3 separate regions of the Mus musculus genome follow, and regions 2 and 3 are each linked to region 1. Evidence: chromatin loops called from intact Hi-C (ENCODE). Cell type or tissue: left cerebral cortex. All regions are shown on one strand.

The links. Hi-C counts contacts between places; a loop is a spot of excess contacts. Peaks named below come from ENCODE experiments on the same cell type or tissue, not always from the same donor. Only the 100,000 strongest peaks of a DNase experiment are listed, where the experiment ranks them.
Region 2: it touches region 1 in a loop (3-fold over the local background); 7 of 42 quality-filtered maps call a loop at or near these places.
Region 3: it touches region 1 in a loop (2.5-fold over the local background); 4 of 42 quality-filtered maps call a loop at or near these places.

What each region holds. Positions count from the first base shown.
Region 1 is chr7:139,701,623-139,706,622 of GRCm38, forward strand. No RefSeq gene overlaps it. Among named protein-coding and RNA genes, the nearest start is that of Gm32680, 20 kb to the left of the region's middle. In left cerebral cortex, a CTCF peak has its summit at 2,020 (motif pointing right); DNase peaks (open chromatin) are centred at 2,029, 2,605 and 3,261; H3K27ac peaks cover 1,323 bases.
Region 2 is chr7:139,842,493-139,847,492 of GRCm38, forward strand. It overlaps Adgra1 (adhesion G protein-coupled receptor A1), which reads left to right. Exons shown (of 8, transcript NM_177469.3): 4 at 3,093-3,220. Among named protein-coding and RNA genes, the nearest start is that of Adgra1, 11 kb to the left of the region's middle. In left cerebral cortex, CTCF peaks have their summits at 861, 2,806 and 4,535 (motif pointing right); a DNase peak (open chromatin) is centred at 2,808.
Region 3 is chr7:139,831,274-139,836,273 of GRCm38, forward strand. It overlaps Adgra1 (adhesion G protein-coupled receptor A1), which reads left to right and starts at 2,901. Exons shown (of 8, transcript NM_177469.3): 1 at 2,901-3,254; 2 at 3,930-4,124. In left cerebral cortex, a CTCF peak has its summit at 2,850; DNase peaks (open chromatin) are centred at 2,438, 2,925, 3,468 and 4,502; H3K4me3 peaks cover 2,666 bases; H3K27ac peaks cover 3,907 bases.

The DNA of each region.
Region 1 (5,000 bases):
TGAAAAGATGACTTAGCTGTAAAAAGCAAGGCGTGCTCTTATGGAGGACCTGAGTTTGTTCCCAGTGCCCATGTTGGAGACTCACAGTCACCTGTAGTTCCAACTGGAGGGGGTCTAATGCCCTCTGTGGCCCCTGAGCACACATCCTCACACTGCATGCCTCCTCACTGTGTGATCCCCCTCCCCCACCACTTCAATGAAAACAGTAAAAAAAAAATCTTTAAAATATAGCCTGCTATACTATAAGCCAACATATGCCTTTCGACTTTTATCTGTCTGTTTAGTATTTTGGTAACACTGGGGATGCCAGACAAGCAGCTGACCCTGAGCCACATGAGCCCTCCAGCCTGGCAAGTCCAGCCTTTTAGCTGAGGAGCCGGGGACCCTCTGAAACTGCTGTGACCCATGCTGTGCTTGCTCCTTCCTCTCCGCCTCTTTTGCTTTTCTGGCCCTTCCTGCTGCCTCTTTAAAAGTCGGTTGACAAATTTTAACTCTCCTGGGGATGCTTTCCCTCTGCCTCTTTGCATGGTTATTTTAATCCCTGATCTCAGAGTTAAAAAGTACAACTTTGGCTTTTCTCAGTTATTTAGCATAAACACAGATCCTCTTTCACCTAACAGAGTGCAGCCTCAGCCACTGCAGTCCCTTTGTGCCACCGTCCCATAGTCTAAATCTGCAGGTTTAATAAATGGCAATGTAATCCTTTTTATGTTAAACTGCTCACATTGTTCTTAAATAATCAGACAGTAAAGGAATATAGTCCTTCACATTTAATTATGTACATGTTGCCTATAGAATGCTTCTGGTTGACTTTCTGTTTTTAAATTTTTCTTTCTTATCTGGAGATGTATCTATTTTGCAAATAAAAGTCACATACGTAATAGACACAGAATTGTGGGTGATTAAGTGTTCTTTCTGCTGTCCGTTCCCTGTAACTCAGTGGGAAGCTGTGTCATCATTTTTTGTTTGTTTGTTTTTTTGTTTTTTCTCTTTTCCAAGACAGGGTTTCTCTGTGTAGTCCTGGCTGTCCTGGAACTCACTTTGTAGACCAGGCTGGCCTCAAACTCAGAAATCCGCCTGCTTCTGCCTCCCAAGTGCTGGGATTAAAGGCATGCGCCACCATGCCCGGCTGTGTCATCATTGTCTGATCATTTTTCTCCCCACCCCCAACCCTGGTCACTCTACCGACTCGCTCCTGGTCTGTGTGTTTAGGTCTGACTTCTCTATGTTTATTCTGCTTCAGGCTTGTTGGACTTCTCTTGGCCATATTCCCTTAGGTTTTTGTCTACTGTCTTTCTCATGTCCTTCTGGGGCTCCATATGCACGAGCATCATGCTGTTTACTCCTCTTCATCGCTTTCAAAATACTGCCTCTCTTTTTTCACTGTAGAGATCTGAACCTGCTGGCGGGTGGCTGAGGCTACTAGTATGGATGGGGCTGTGCTGGAGCTGTGCTCATGGAGGTAACAAACCATTTTAGACAGGCTTACTCATGGGGACTAGGGGAGGGCCATTTCCCCTTCCCCTTGAGGCCATATCTCTCTGTTATAGAAGCATACATTGTAACTTACCAGCCCTTCCAGAATCCCAAGGGGCAGGGGCCTTAAACCATTCATTCTACATGCTGTGTGGACTTCAAGCATACACTGTCCCTGGGTCCAGCCCAAGATGTTGGATATCTCTATCACCAGCCTACGAGACAGTGTCTGGAACCCTCAGTTCAGGATCCTGGTAGGTGACGGCATGCTCTGTGTCTTCCTTGGGACAGGAAAGTGTCATGGTGCTCACTGCTTCCTGACAGCTTCCCCATCCTCAGATGTGGACGATCAGTTCCACCCTATCCACTCCAAGCTCTGTGGTCAGGTAGACATCACCATTAGCTGTGATGGGAGCTGAAGGCCCAGTCCTCAGCACAGGCTGGCAGGCCTCTTCCCTGTGCCCCACTTAAGTTAGCTACACTTGTCCCAGCTTACTCCAGGGTGCTGTGGGTGACTCCGTACCTATAGAGGACACTGGTGACCACCAGGTGGCAGCAAAGGAAAGTATCAGCTGTTCTGTGCTGACCTGGCATCTGCCGATTTTCTCCCTTCCTCTTTCTTCCTTCTCTCTTTCCATCTCTACACCCACCCTCCCTTCACCTCTGTTTCTATCTTTCTCCTCCTTCTTCCCTCTCTCTTCCTTTTCTTCGTCCTCCCCTCCCTCTCTTCCTCCTTTCTCCTCCCCCCTTTCTCCCTTCCCACTTTTGAAGGTTTACTTAGACTTAGCAAATATCCTGCTTTTAGTTACATAAGCCCCCACCCCCACCCCCCGCAGCTGGACAGATCTGGGTAAAAATAACACTTGTCAGGCGTGATTACCTTCCTGTCCTCTGAGCTGAGTTGCCTCACCTCCCTGCAGAGCTATTTAAAGCCAGGCAAGCATCAGCTCTTCACCCATAGGTTTTGAGGCTTCAGAAGGTCTTGGGTAGAGGGGCCCAGGGACATCTTCACCTGGCCACCTGGCTATGGTTGTCATGCAGAAACAAGGCCCTGGGAAGAAAGGGAGGGTTTAGACTCAGGCTGGACAAGACACAAGGAGGCTTGCATGCTCTGGATGCCAATGAGTCTGGGAGACAAGAAGAACCTGGCCTGGTGGAGATGCTGGGGGTGGGGATGAACGCTGAGTACAGGTATATGTCTGCCAAGTATTGGAAGCAGAGGACCATGGCAAAGGCACCTCTGCTCTTCTGTAAAGATCTGGAAACTGGGGCAGAAATGAGCAGGTCTAAAGGCAGATCAGCACAGGAGCCCATCCCAGTGTGGTGGGCAGCTGGAGTGAAGTAGGCTGTCAGAATACCCTGAAGTGCAGCCTATCCTCTGCCCCCTCTAGCCAGCAAATGCAGCCTGATCTGTCTTGGGAAGAGCGCAAGTACCCCAGGCAGGATCCTAGCGCACTTGCAGAACCACGTGAGGGTCTGCAGTCTGAGGAAGAGTGATGAATGCTTGCTCACAAGCATCTCACTCACAATGAGACATTCCAGGGTAGCAGCCCACTGGCTAAGAGGAGTCCAGAGGGTGCCACTCCTTCTTATAGTCCCCCGACTCTCAAAGGTAGGCAGGGGTTAGCTGGGGCTCCAGATGGCTATTGGGGGCAGGACTGGGCCCAGGAAGAGCAAAGATCATGCCACAGAAGCTACAGTCTCCCTGTCTACCTTCCTTCTCCTTCCCTTCCTCCCAATTTGTGAGCTGACTGGGTTCCTTTCGTGGCCAGCTTGGTAGCTTGGTTTCTGAGCCATGGCTTGCAGCCAAATCCTAGTGAGATAGTTTCATATTTTACTGCTTTTAGAGAGAGAGAGAGAGAGAGAGAGAGAGAGAGAGAGAGAGAGAGAGAGACTGTCCTAGTCTCAGGTCCTTACAGAGCAGCCCAATCTCTTCTCATCCACAGCATCAGGTTTTCCCAGACCCCAGGTTCCTACCCCTAGCTGTCCCCCAGCTTGAAGATCGGCAAGTTGTTTTCCCCTAAGGACCAGCTGTTTTGAGATCAGAGGCCATGAGAAAGCAAACCAGCACAGGGGCCCTTCCAACCACAGGTTTCTTCCACACAGAAACAAGGCCAAGGCCATCTGACCACCTGCCTCAGCTGCTAGCTTTCTGGTGGGGGAAGATTGTCTCTGCATCAGCACCTTTGGAGACACTGGGCCTCCTGACTCTTATCTCATGTTCTCAGACGGCAGGCAGACTTGTGCATCCTGGAACCACAATGAGCTGTTTTTAAACTGTCCCCAGATGAGAACAGAATTTCTGGACTACCAGGTTCACAGAGCAGCCAGGCTGTGTGAACATCTCGAGGGAGGCATTCCCTCTGTGGAAAAGCCGAAGAACCCTGAAGCCGAGTCCCATGGAGACCAGGCCATCTAAGCTCTAGAGAATGTCTAGGGCCTCTAGCCACTAAAATCACCTGTGCTGGGAGAGAAAGTGGCCAGGTGACCAGGATAACCAAGCAAAGGAATGGATATACATTCTAGTAAATACATACAAACATACACACACATACAAACACACACATAGACACACAGAGCAAACATGTGGCATGGACGCAGGTATATACAGATACGTGCACATGCATAGCACACATACGCACAAATGTACAAGCACATGCACAAGCATGCTTGTATGTATACATAGATAACGCAGCGTCACACATACCTGCATGCACATATTTATATGCACATGCGCATGCCCACTGCAAACAGGCATCTAGATAACAACTCTGGGATGATACACAAGGTGAATGAAGGATGTCTTCTAGTCTGCTTGTAAGCATGTGCTGCAGCAATGGAGGTCTGCTTTCAAAGGGCAGACGGAACCTCTCTACCTGGTGATGGCACTGCCTCAGGGCGCTGTGGACACCTGGTAGAGGCGTGGCGGCTCGAGTGTTCAAGTGCTCTGTCTTCCAAAAAATCCTCCACTGAGCATAGCTCAGGAAACTCATGAACAGTATGTCAGCAGCCATTAATTTAGGCAGGAGTCCTCCAAGGATGCCAACTTGGCAGGCAGATTTCTGATGTACAGGAAACTAAACTAGTCTCTAAGCATCTCCCCAGAAAATAAGAATTAATTGCTTTTTAATTAATGTGTGCCACATGTATTCATTTTCAGGGGCTGCAAAAACAACAACAACAAAATTCATCCAAACTTGGTGGCTTTTAACAACCTAAACATAATTGTCCAATGTTCTGAGGTCATTGTCCCACCCAGGTCTTCTGGTGTTCCACATTCTTAGACGTATGGGTGATGGCCCTCCTGTATCAAGGACCACCTTCACCTTCAAAGCTTAGATGTGATTCTAGCTCTCTCTAGCCCTGCAGTCTCTGTCTGTCTCCTCTTTGGACTCTGTTCTCTGCGAAACCCACAAGAGGAGGACAGCTGTCCACCACCTGTTTTTTCTCTGTAGTCTTAAACCCTTTTGGTCTACAGATTCACATTCTGGGCACCAAGACATGGGCCATGCTGGGGGGCCGTT
Region 2 (5,000 bases), 140 kb after region 1:
GACTTCACTGATGTAGAGTTCCTGTGGAACGTGTGTGGTAACTGGGTAGCCGGCAGCCAGGAGCATGCGGTTATCAGCATGTTAGCTGTAATTTGTGAGGGCAAGTGACAGCTGGCTGGACAACAGGCTTTGGTCATTTGAGAGCTCTTATATGGTGACCTGGAAGCCAGGCTCGGCTCACCATGACTGCTCTGAGAGTGTTCTGGCTCCACAGCTACAGAGGGAACTGTCCTCAAGCCAGGCAGCTTTTGCCTGACCCCATGTCAGATCACTGGAATCTTGCCCAAGGAACATTTGCACAGTAGACTCCTTGAGAGGAACTTGCCCATGTGTGAACTTTAAAATATGAAATGCATCTCCATTTTGCATTGCCTACTTTGAATTTTAAATGTCACCTCTAAAAATGCAGAAAGGCACTGCTGATCATTCTGATACAAATAAGCAGGAAGCCAAACCAAACCCCATTTTTCACCAAGCTCATTGGTCATTCTCTGGGTCATCTTGTTCCTGGTATCGGAAGTCTGTCTTCATATAGGTGATGCCAATCCCCCTCCAGGCCAGGTCTCCAAAGCTTACAGAGCCACCAAAGGGTCAGAGGCCTCCCCCTGTCAATGTCCAGCTGAGAAATGAGCCCTTCAGCCCAAGACTGTGATCCTGTCTGGACAGCATCCTAGGAAAAAAAAATCACTGCATAGCAGGCTGGCTTCTGAGCTTCCTGCCTGCTACATGAAGACAGTTCTGTTTTGTTATTTGGCCTCCCGCGAGGCTTTGCTCTATGAATCCAAGCCATAGATCAGGTTCTTATAGGGAATGTGGAGCAGTGCTCCCAACTCAGAACACCAGGGGCACTGCAAGCACCGCTCTGCTTAGAGCTGAGCCCTCTGCCCTCTTTGGCTGCCTCAGATCCCTCCCATCACCGGAGTCTGATACCATCAGGCACACAAGCCCTGTGACAGCCTCACACCCCGTCCATAGATAGGCCTTCATTATAGAGTTTTGGTGCCAGGGAAGATACCTAACTGCAAGGCAAGGACTGTCCTTGGAAGCTCACTTGCACTTTTGTTTTCTCTCTCTCTTTCTCTCATAGTCTCTCTCCCTTCTCTCTCTCTTGCTCTCATAATCTCTTCCCTTCTCTCTCTCTTATTTCTCTCTCTGTGTCTCTCTCTCTGTCTCTCTCTGTCTCTCTCTCTCTGCCCCTGCCCCTTTCTCCCTCCCTCCCTCCCTCCCTCCCTCCCTCCCTCCCTCCCTCACTAGCAACAATGGTAAAAATGGATCAAAATCCTAAGACTCCCATGAAAAAACCCATGTGCATAGGAACCTGGAGCTGTCACTTGGGCCCAGTTGAACCCAGAGTTCTTAGAACCCCATGCCCCCCCACCTCCCATTAGCACGAGCTCATCAGGTATGTGGCTATCCTGATCTCATCAGGAAGCTTGCTCCCCGTGACTCAGAAGTTGGCTTCTGTCTGACAGGAAGCAGCTGAGCCGAGACAAGCAGAATAATGGCCTTGGTGTTCACGGGAGCCAGAGTGTCCTCTATCACCACCTAGTAAATTCCCTGCAGACAGACACCAAGGAAGGACATGTGGTTCCCCCATGCAGATCAAGTGTCCTGGAAGCGGCTGCTCTACACTGAGTCTGGGACCCTCCACTTAACACACTATAGAAAGCACCTGAGGCTTTGAAGTCAGGGGCACTCAGGAGATCTTAACGGAGGCTCTTATTTGCTTGGAGAGTGAGGTCGTCTCTGGCTGTGTTCCTTAAAATACCCATGGGCAAATGCCCCAAGTATGCCGCATAACTGAGCTGACCCTCCAGACAAGGTGCTGGATGTCCAGGAAGCAAGGCACGGTTGAAGACACATTCCTTGGGGAAACAGTACACTCACCCCCTTCAGAAACCCTCAATCCATTACAGGAGCCTTGTCCTCAGGCACAGGCTCCTCCTGCAATTGTTGCCTGGCCAGCACTTCTGAGGGCTTCCTGGGTCAGAGATGTGATGGCGCTATAGGTCATTCTCCCTTAGCTGTGCCAACTTGTAGCTATCTAGACTACAGATTCCCCTTCCCAGGACCTTGGGCCAAGGGTGGGAAGTTTCCTGGTTAGGCGGGTAGGATGTGGGGATCTCCAATCAAGAGAAGTATAATGGACCTGCTCTAGAGCTAGCTTTGCAATGTCTCATTAGGAAATCATGACCTGGGATGGACACAGGCCACGTGGCATCTCACCTTTTGAGCCTCATGTCTTCCAGAGAGTTAGTTGTTCATGTGCTACCCATGTCCTCATGTGCTACCCTCAGACCCCTTCCCTGCATCAGCTATGACCCAGAAGTGTGATGGGTATGGGGACACTGTGGGCAGAAGCCCTGGCTGCCCACTGACCAGGCGTCTCTTCAAGGTCAACCAGAGACTTGACCCTCTTGCCCCAAACATAGTGGCAAGGACACCCACCCCAGGGCCCTAAGGATTTCCAACCCAGATATTCATTTCTCTGTTTTGCCCCTATCCCAGGAAAGCCATGCTTTCATTTGAACTGTGACCTCCAGCCCTTTACTTCAGTTCTGATACACAGTAGAGTGGATGAAGCCAGAAAGGGTCCTGAGGTTACCTATTGCTTATAACATCTCTTTCTCCATCTGCTTGGGTTAATGCCCCTAGGACGTGCTGAAAACTGGTGGAGAATTCCCCTAGGGAACCATTTTAAAAAATAGTGTCAATGAGCGTGGGGTGCAAAAGTGTGTTGGGGAGGCTAAGTGTTCTGTAGCTTGTCTGATGGCAGCAGGCACACAGGCAGTGGAAGCTGGTGCCTGCCTGCCCTCTATCTGTGACATGGATAGATATAAGCACTGTGGAAATGCTGCCTCTAGGAGATGCTCTCAGAGTCAGGGGCAGATGCTCTCAGCTGAGCAGCCCTGAGAAGACACCAACCCCAGTTGGGCTCCTAGAATACTCCACCCTACACCCTTCCTGCATTAGTAGTCACTAAAGAGAGTCCCTCTCTGCTACCAGCCTGACCCCTCCTGAAACATCTGACAAGTCACATAAAGAGCCCTGGCCATCCGTATCAGTCACTCCACACTCCTCTTCCTTTCCAGGATTTGAAGACTGTCCTCTCCCTGCCCCAGTACCCAGGGGAGTTCCTGCATCCTGTGGTGTATGCCTGCACCGCGGTCATGCTCCTGTGTCTCCTTGCCTCTGTCATCACCTACATCTTGCATCAGAGGTAAGGAAGCCCACCCCAGCCTATCCAGCATAGTGACCACAAGGAGTACTGGAGAAACCCCAATCCTTCCATCCTGGGACTTGAGCCTTCTTTCTTCTCTCTCTCTCTCTCTCTCTCTCTCTCTCTCTCTCTCTCTCTCTCTCTCTCTTTCTTTCTTTCTTTCTTTCTTCTTTTCTTTCCTTCCTCCTTCCTTCCTCCTTCCTTCCTTCCTTCCTTCCTCCCTCCCTCCCTCCCTCCCTCCCTCCCTCTTTCTCTCTCTCTCTCTCTCTCTCTCTCTCTCTCTCTCTCTCTCTCTCTCTCTCTCTCTTTCTTTCTTTCTTTCTTTCTGTTTTATGGGTATGAGTGTTTTGCCTCTATGTATGTATGTGTTCTGTGTATGTGCCCAAGGAGGCCAGTAGAGGGTGCCTGATTCCCTAGAACTAAAGTTAAGGATAAATACAAGCTTCCATGCAGATGCTGAAAACCAATCCCCAGACCTCTGAAAAACACCCAGTGCTCTTAAAGGTTGAGCCATCTCTTAGCCCTCACTGGGACTTCTTAACATCAGCCTCCGAGTTCTTGTAAAACTATGTAAAACAAGTCTGTCCTGAAATGGAAGCATATTGGTTCCAGCATCCTAAGAGGTCATGGTCATGCTTGCAGGGTCCTTGAAGTCCCCTCTCTATTGTGACTTTTTAATCTAAGGACCTTCTAGACAGAGGTCTACTTCTGAGCTTGTTTCTGGGTGCCTTTGTCTGGGAACGAGATGTGTGTGACTTCTGTATGCCTGAATCCATAGAAGCTGCACAAGGAGATAGAAGAAGGGGATTTCAGCCATAGCCACAGCCAACCCCATAATTAAAATTATGAGTAATGCCTAGGCCTAGGCCATAGGCAGACACAAGTGGAGGCTTGGTAAGTCAAGGGCACTGTTGGGGGAGAAGATTGATCCAAAACTGTTCTTAGTCTACTTTGGCAGCTCTCACAAGTTACCATAGAGTGGCTGATTGATAACAATGGCTAGAATAGAAATTGGTTCTTCACAGGTCTAGAAATTGGAATTCAAGGGCGAGGGTATTGAACAGGTTTGGTGTCTGATGAGAACTCATGTCTTGGTACACAGATGGCATTCTCTCTAAGTCCTCCAGTTAAGGGGACCCTTAGGGGCCTCGTTGATAATGGCACTAAACCTGTTCATGAGATTCCATCCCAGCATCTCCTAATACCATCGTGCTGACAATCGAGTTTCAGCAGAGATTTCTTTAAGAAATTTATTTATTTTATGTATATGAGTACACCAGAAGAGGGCATCAGATCGCATTACAGATGGTTGTGAGCCACCATGTGGTGCCTGGGAATTGAACTCAGGACCTCTGGAAGAGCAGCCAGTGCTCTTAACCACTGAGCCACCTCCCCAACCCCCTTCAGCAGAGAATTTGAGAAGCACACCCAGACCGCAGAAGCTGTAGGATGAGACTTAGACAGGTACACAACCATGATGGAGTCAGAGTCATAGGCTGAACAATGCTGGCCCTGCCCTGGCTAGCTAGGCAGAACTGAGACATGCTGGTGAAATTATCATAACCAAAGTCAATCAGACATCTACGAGAGAGAGAGAGAGAGAGAGAGAGAGAGAGAGAGAGAGAGAGAGAGAGAGAGAGAGAGAGAGAAGTGGTCCCAGGAATTATGGGCGTGACTTCCCCCTCTGAGACCCCAGACAAGCCTGTCTCTGTCAAATGGGCGTAGGGGGGTAGAAACTGCAAAAGCCTTTGCAAGCGTTGCTTCTGTGAAAACCTGCTGA
Region 3 (5,000 bases), 130 kb after region 1:
GGCTTGTCTGCACCAGCAAGGTGGGGTGCTGTTAGGAAGACCTAGCCCACAGAGCCTAAAGAGAGGTGCTGTCTGGCCCTTTATGAATCTGGCCATGATGAGATGTTCCGTGCTGTGTGTCTACAGGGACTATCCTGTCTCAGCCAAACATGTGGAGGTTTACAGAGAGGGAACTTTGTAAATGTTGTGAATGTTAACAGTCACTTCCGGTTTACTACCTATGAAGATGACCCTGGATGACGAGGTAGGATAACCTGCCTGGCAATGGACAGGCCTGAGGACTATAGCTGGAGTCGTCTTAACATGAAATCCTCAAGGACAAAGTATCAGCACGTGCTGGAGACTTGCAGGCAAGTCATCTCTATTGTCATTGTCCTGCTGTCCCATGAGCCAGCTCCTTGCCAGACACCACTGCTCATGTGACTGTCATAGATGCTGTCATGTGACTGTCACCCTCTACTGGCATCTCTGCAAGAACTGGACTTGGGGAACTTTTGTAAACAGAATGTCCCCTAAGCAAAGACCCAACCTGTGGGGCAGAGATTGTCATTTCCCAACATGGAGGGATTTTACCTATGCTGTGTAAGGGTCCTCATCGCCTGCATCCCCATGGTCTCAGGTGAGGGTTAGTTCATTGTCTTGTCCTAGCCTTGATCTTTTCCTGTGCTCTCTTGGACCAGTTTGGAGAGTTAGCAGTTATTCTGCGATGACTATCTCCATAATGCCCAGAGATCAGGCTGTGTCCCATAGCAACACAGAATCCACCCAGCTGGAGATGCCCAGAGGAGCAGACTAGAAAAAGCTTGGGCCTCTTGGAACCTTGTGTAGGGGCAGGTTCCTAACTGCAGGGTCATTTACATTACTCCCAGTGTTGAGAGATATGAGATCTGAGCCTTGAGCCACAAATATCAGGTTTTCTTATGTAGAAAAGGCAATCCACAGGCAGCTATGCTTCTAGTAAGAAGCAAGTGTGGCCTGTCTAGCAAATAGGACAGGGGGTCTCCCAGAGCAACAGCAAAGGCTGGGTGGTAACCAGAAGTACATCTGACTATATCATGCCTCCGTTTCCCCATACCATCGAAGATTCTGTGTTGATATAGAACAGGGGTTCTCAACTAGGAACTTTTCAACCTTGGGGTTGAACAACTCTTTCATGGGGATCACCTAAGACCATAGGAAAACACAGATATTTATACTGTGATTCATAACAGTAGCAAAACTACAGTTATAAAGTAGCAACAAAAATAACTTTATGGTTGGGGTTCACCACAACATGAGGAACTGTATTAAAGGGTTGAAGCATTAGAACGGCTGAGGACCACTGATATAAAACATGGCTCACCATGCAGGTCATCACGGCACCTGTCTCCAGTGGTACCCCAGAGACTAAGCCTGAAGTGATGCCCTCCATGGGCAGCTCCAACCTAGGCCCTGGCACAAATGTAGAGAGGCATATGTGACCATTATGAATGGTTTAGTGCCCGAGTATTTATAAAGCCAGGCCTTGGGCTCTGTTTTTGGAAACTTCAGCTACACAATACAAGGAGATAGACTCCTTCTGGCCACTCCAGGAAGAAGCTGAGAATCATCACTCACGCAGTACATAGAGTCCAGGGGCCAGTAGCCAGGCCTCTTCTGCCTCTCCTGAGGGCCTGGACCACCTGTGACAGACCTGGAGCCCTGAGCAGAAGACCAGTGTCAGAGCCTACTCTGATTCAGAGCCACCTCCCCCTACATACTTCCTGCTCTCCTTTCTGCCCCGTTCCCTATCCACCCGACTAAGACTATCATCCAGGATCCATCAGGGACTTTGGCTGGCCTCCAGTTCCTGGAGAAGAGACTCTGAGAGTTCAGAACACATGGAGGCCTCCATCACTCATAGGGTGCTGAGCAGACAGAATTCCTCAGGGTCAAGTCCCTTATCTGAAGTTCGGGGCTCAGTGTTCCCACTGAGGACTGGGACAGGAGAGTTGACCACACCCCACCCAGAGGTTACACACCACAGGATTTCTAAAACAAAAATCACAATGTCCCTGGGTCTAATTCTATCTTTATGATCCTTTAACTACCTCCCCTGCCCCAGGAACTCTAGCTTCCAATCCTTTAAACTCCAGAGTAGCAAGAACCTAGGGGCCTCCTAGAGTAGACACTAGCTTTAACAGCACCTGAAGAGCAAAGTTGCTAGGTGGGATGGAGGTGCTACAAGAAAAGGAGCCAGGTGGAGAGGGAAGGGAATGGTCCCCAAACAGGTGTCTCCTAATCACAATGTCATGCCAACATCTGCCAAGGGGATAAACTTTGTGAAAAAGCTTGACCTGATCCAACTCTCCCCTCAGGCAACCAGTCTGGGCCAAGCCATCCCACAGCAGATGAGCTGGACTCTGACTCACGCCTCTGTACACTTTCCTTCTCAACACTCAGTCCTTTGGCCCAGGCTTGGAGAAGGGTTCAACACTGGGGTTAGGGAAGACACTTTCTGCCCCGCCAGGCCATGTCCACAGACAGGAGCAGCCCTGCTGACTCATGCTCACACAGTCTTCACCTCAGTTTCGGAAAATTTGGATTTGAACAGTATTTTAATACATGGATTGTGAAGATTCTTCCAAAATCAATTTCCGTTTTCACCTTCCTGTTCCTGCAGCCCTCGAGAGACAGGGATCTCTTTTTAAAATGAAATAACATCATCCTGTCCTCCTTTTGGGGAAAATGCTTTAATGTGAGTTGTCTGAATCGGTTGGAAGCAAGCAGCAAACCCTGGTCGGTTGTCTCTTTAAATCGACTCTGCAGTGTGACGGGCAGCCGGCCGCCGGGCTGGGAAGAACCATTCCCGCTCTGCCGCAGGGAGCCAGGGCACGGCGCTGCCGCGGTCCGCGCCTCCCCCAGTCCCCATGGTTACAGCTCCTGCTTCCCGGCCGGTCCTTCATTCCCCTGGCTGTTGCTGCAGAAATCCGGCGCGCAGGCGGCTGGCGTCCCCCAACCCAGAGCTGGAAACTGCCTGCAGAGAGCGCATTGGATGCCTGCTCTTCTCGGCTCTGACTCACTCCCTCCGGGTGCAGAGCTCCGTCCCCAGCGCAGTGCTCTGGCCACAGCCAGTCGCCAGGCTGCAGCCCTGCAATCTGTTGATAACTCCACTTATAAGCTCCAATCTCATGCCTTTCGTCATAGAAAGCTGTTCCCTAGCACGAGGGACATGCCACATCTCGCCTGTGAGAAGCAGGAGACCTGTGCCTCTTCGGCTGCCTTTACCAAAATAGGTGAGAAGTTGGGTGGCTTTCTCCTGATGTCTGAGAAGGGAAGGGGAGGGGTAGGGCTTGTGCCCAAGCTACTGGCCGGCCACAGTGTCCACTCATGAGGGCCATTTCTGGAGCAGAAACGCTGTGAGAGATTCGGCCACTCTTGCTGTTGGGAAGGTGGATTCTGAATAACTTTGGGTAAGTCTAGAGCTTGGAGCCTTAGCAAGACCACATAGTTCCAGCCAAGCAAGAATGTCCATGCGGGAGACGCCAGCCCTCAAGATCTAGCTACATCAGGCGGCAGCAGCAGCTTCTGCCTGCCAGGTCTTCCTGGGCACTGAGAGATTTACTCAGGTTTATTTGACTCTCTTGATTTCAATTGATAATGCTGGTCTGGCTTGTGCAGCCCGAAATAACCAAGTTACGGTCTTATGTTGGGATGGCGAGCAGAGACTACTTAAGGGATGCTTTCCGGCTGCCAGGAGCCAGGTTTCCTCCCAAGTCCCAAAGCCCAGGTTGTTACCACCTCTCTGGGTGCCTCAGATGAAGCCTGAGCTAAGGACTCCAACAGGCTGGCCAGGTTCATAGGAGCCAGAAAGGGGCAAACTTGGGAAGGGACTGAGTGCCCCCTGAGTATACCTGGGTATTGACCAGTATCAGGCTCCCTTGCACTCTGACCATGCATTGTCTTTGCAGGTGGGTCAGCCTGCAGATCCCCATTCATCTTGACACAGTCACTCTGAGGTAGCCTTCCCAGGAGCTCGACCGTGACTGTGTGGGACTTGACCTTCCAGATGGCCATGGAGGCTAGAGGGGAGAAGGGTGCAACATAGTGGTCGGTGCCAGCAACCCCATCAGTGCGCTTGCCTCCCTAACTCTGCAGGGCTCATGGTGAGTACACAGCCCAAGGGGCCTAAAGCTTTGACCAAAACCCTGCCGTTCACATCAGATCAGGGGCTACCATCTCTGTTAGGTGGAGGAGGCCTGGGCAGGAAAGTAAGTTATGGGGTGGTTAGGCACTTAGCAGCTGTCCAGCCTGTGTCAGTCCTGGGGTGGGATAACTCTATGGGGGCAGTGGGGTCTGGCTACATTGAGTCTCTGGCTGCCTGCCAGGGTCTGTCTGCTCACTGGCTCACTTGGTGCTGTTCATACTAATTAGCTGAAGGCACGCGGCAATGTCGAAGCATTTAATCAACAGAGTGGCATCCATCCATGCCCTGGGAAACCTTGTCTAGTCCTAGACTGGGTTCCCTCCCACTCAAGGGGGCCTCAGTCAGGTCACCAAGCCCTTCCTACTGTCCCTGCTCCTCAGAAAGTCAGCCGGCTTTGGCAGCTAAGGCTACAACAGGAGGGGGGAGGGTGTTTCTCTCACACTAGAAAAGGGTAAGAGCAGTGTGGTCAGCGGGTTGGAACAGTGTCCAAGACGTGGCGGGGCCCTTCCTGAAGGCTAAAGCTTGTATTGTGGTTGCTGCCTATTGGTCTCTAAGAAGGCTGACAGCCGAGTAAATAATGCATTGTGTATGCTCCTAAGGGACAGCTGACAGGGGCAGCTAGGGCTGGAGTGCGTGCTGGGAATGCCAATGACCACCAGGATAACATGTCCATAGCCCAGACGTGGGCATAGGTTCCTCAGTGCAGACCTGTGTGTCTGCCTAGTAAGGGGCATTCTGTCTGAATCTCTGCTCACTTGCTTCTTGCTCCACTCAAAACGCCCAAGAAGAGAGATCCCTGTTACCCGAATTAACATCACTTTAGCCTCCCTGGCTG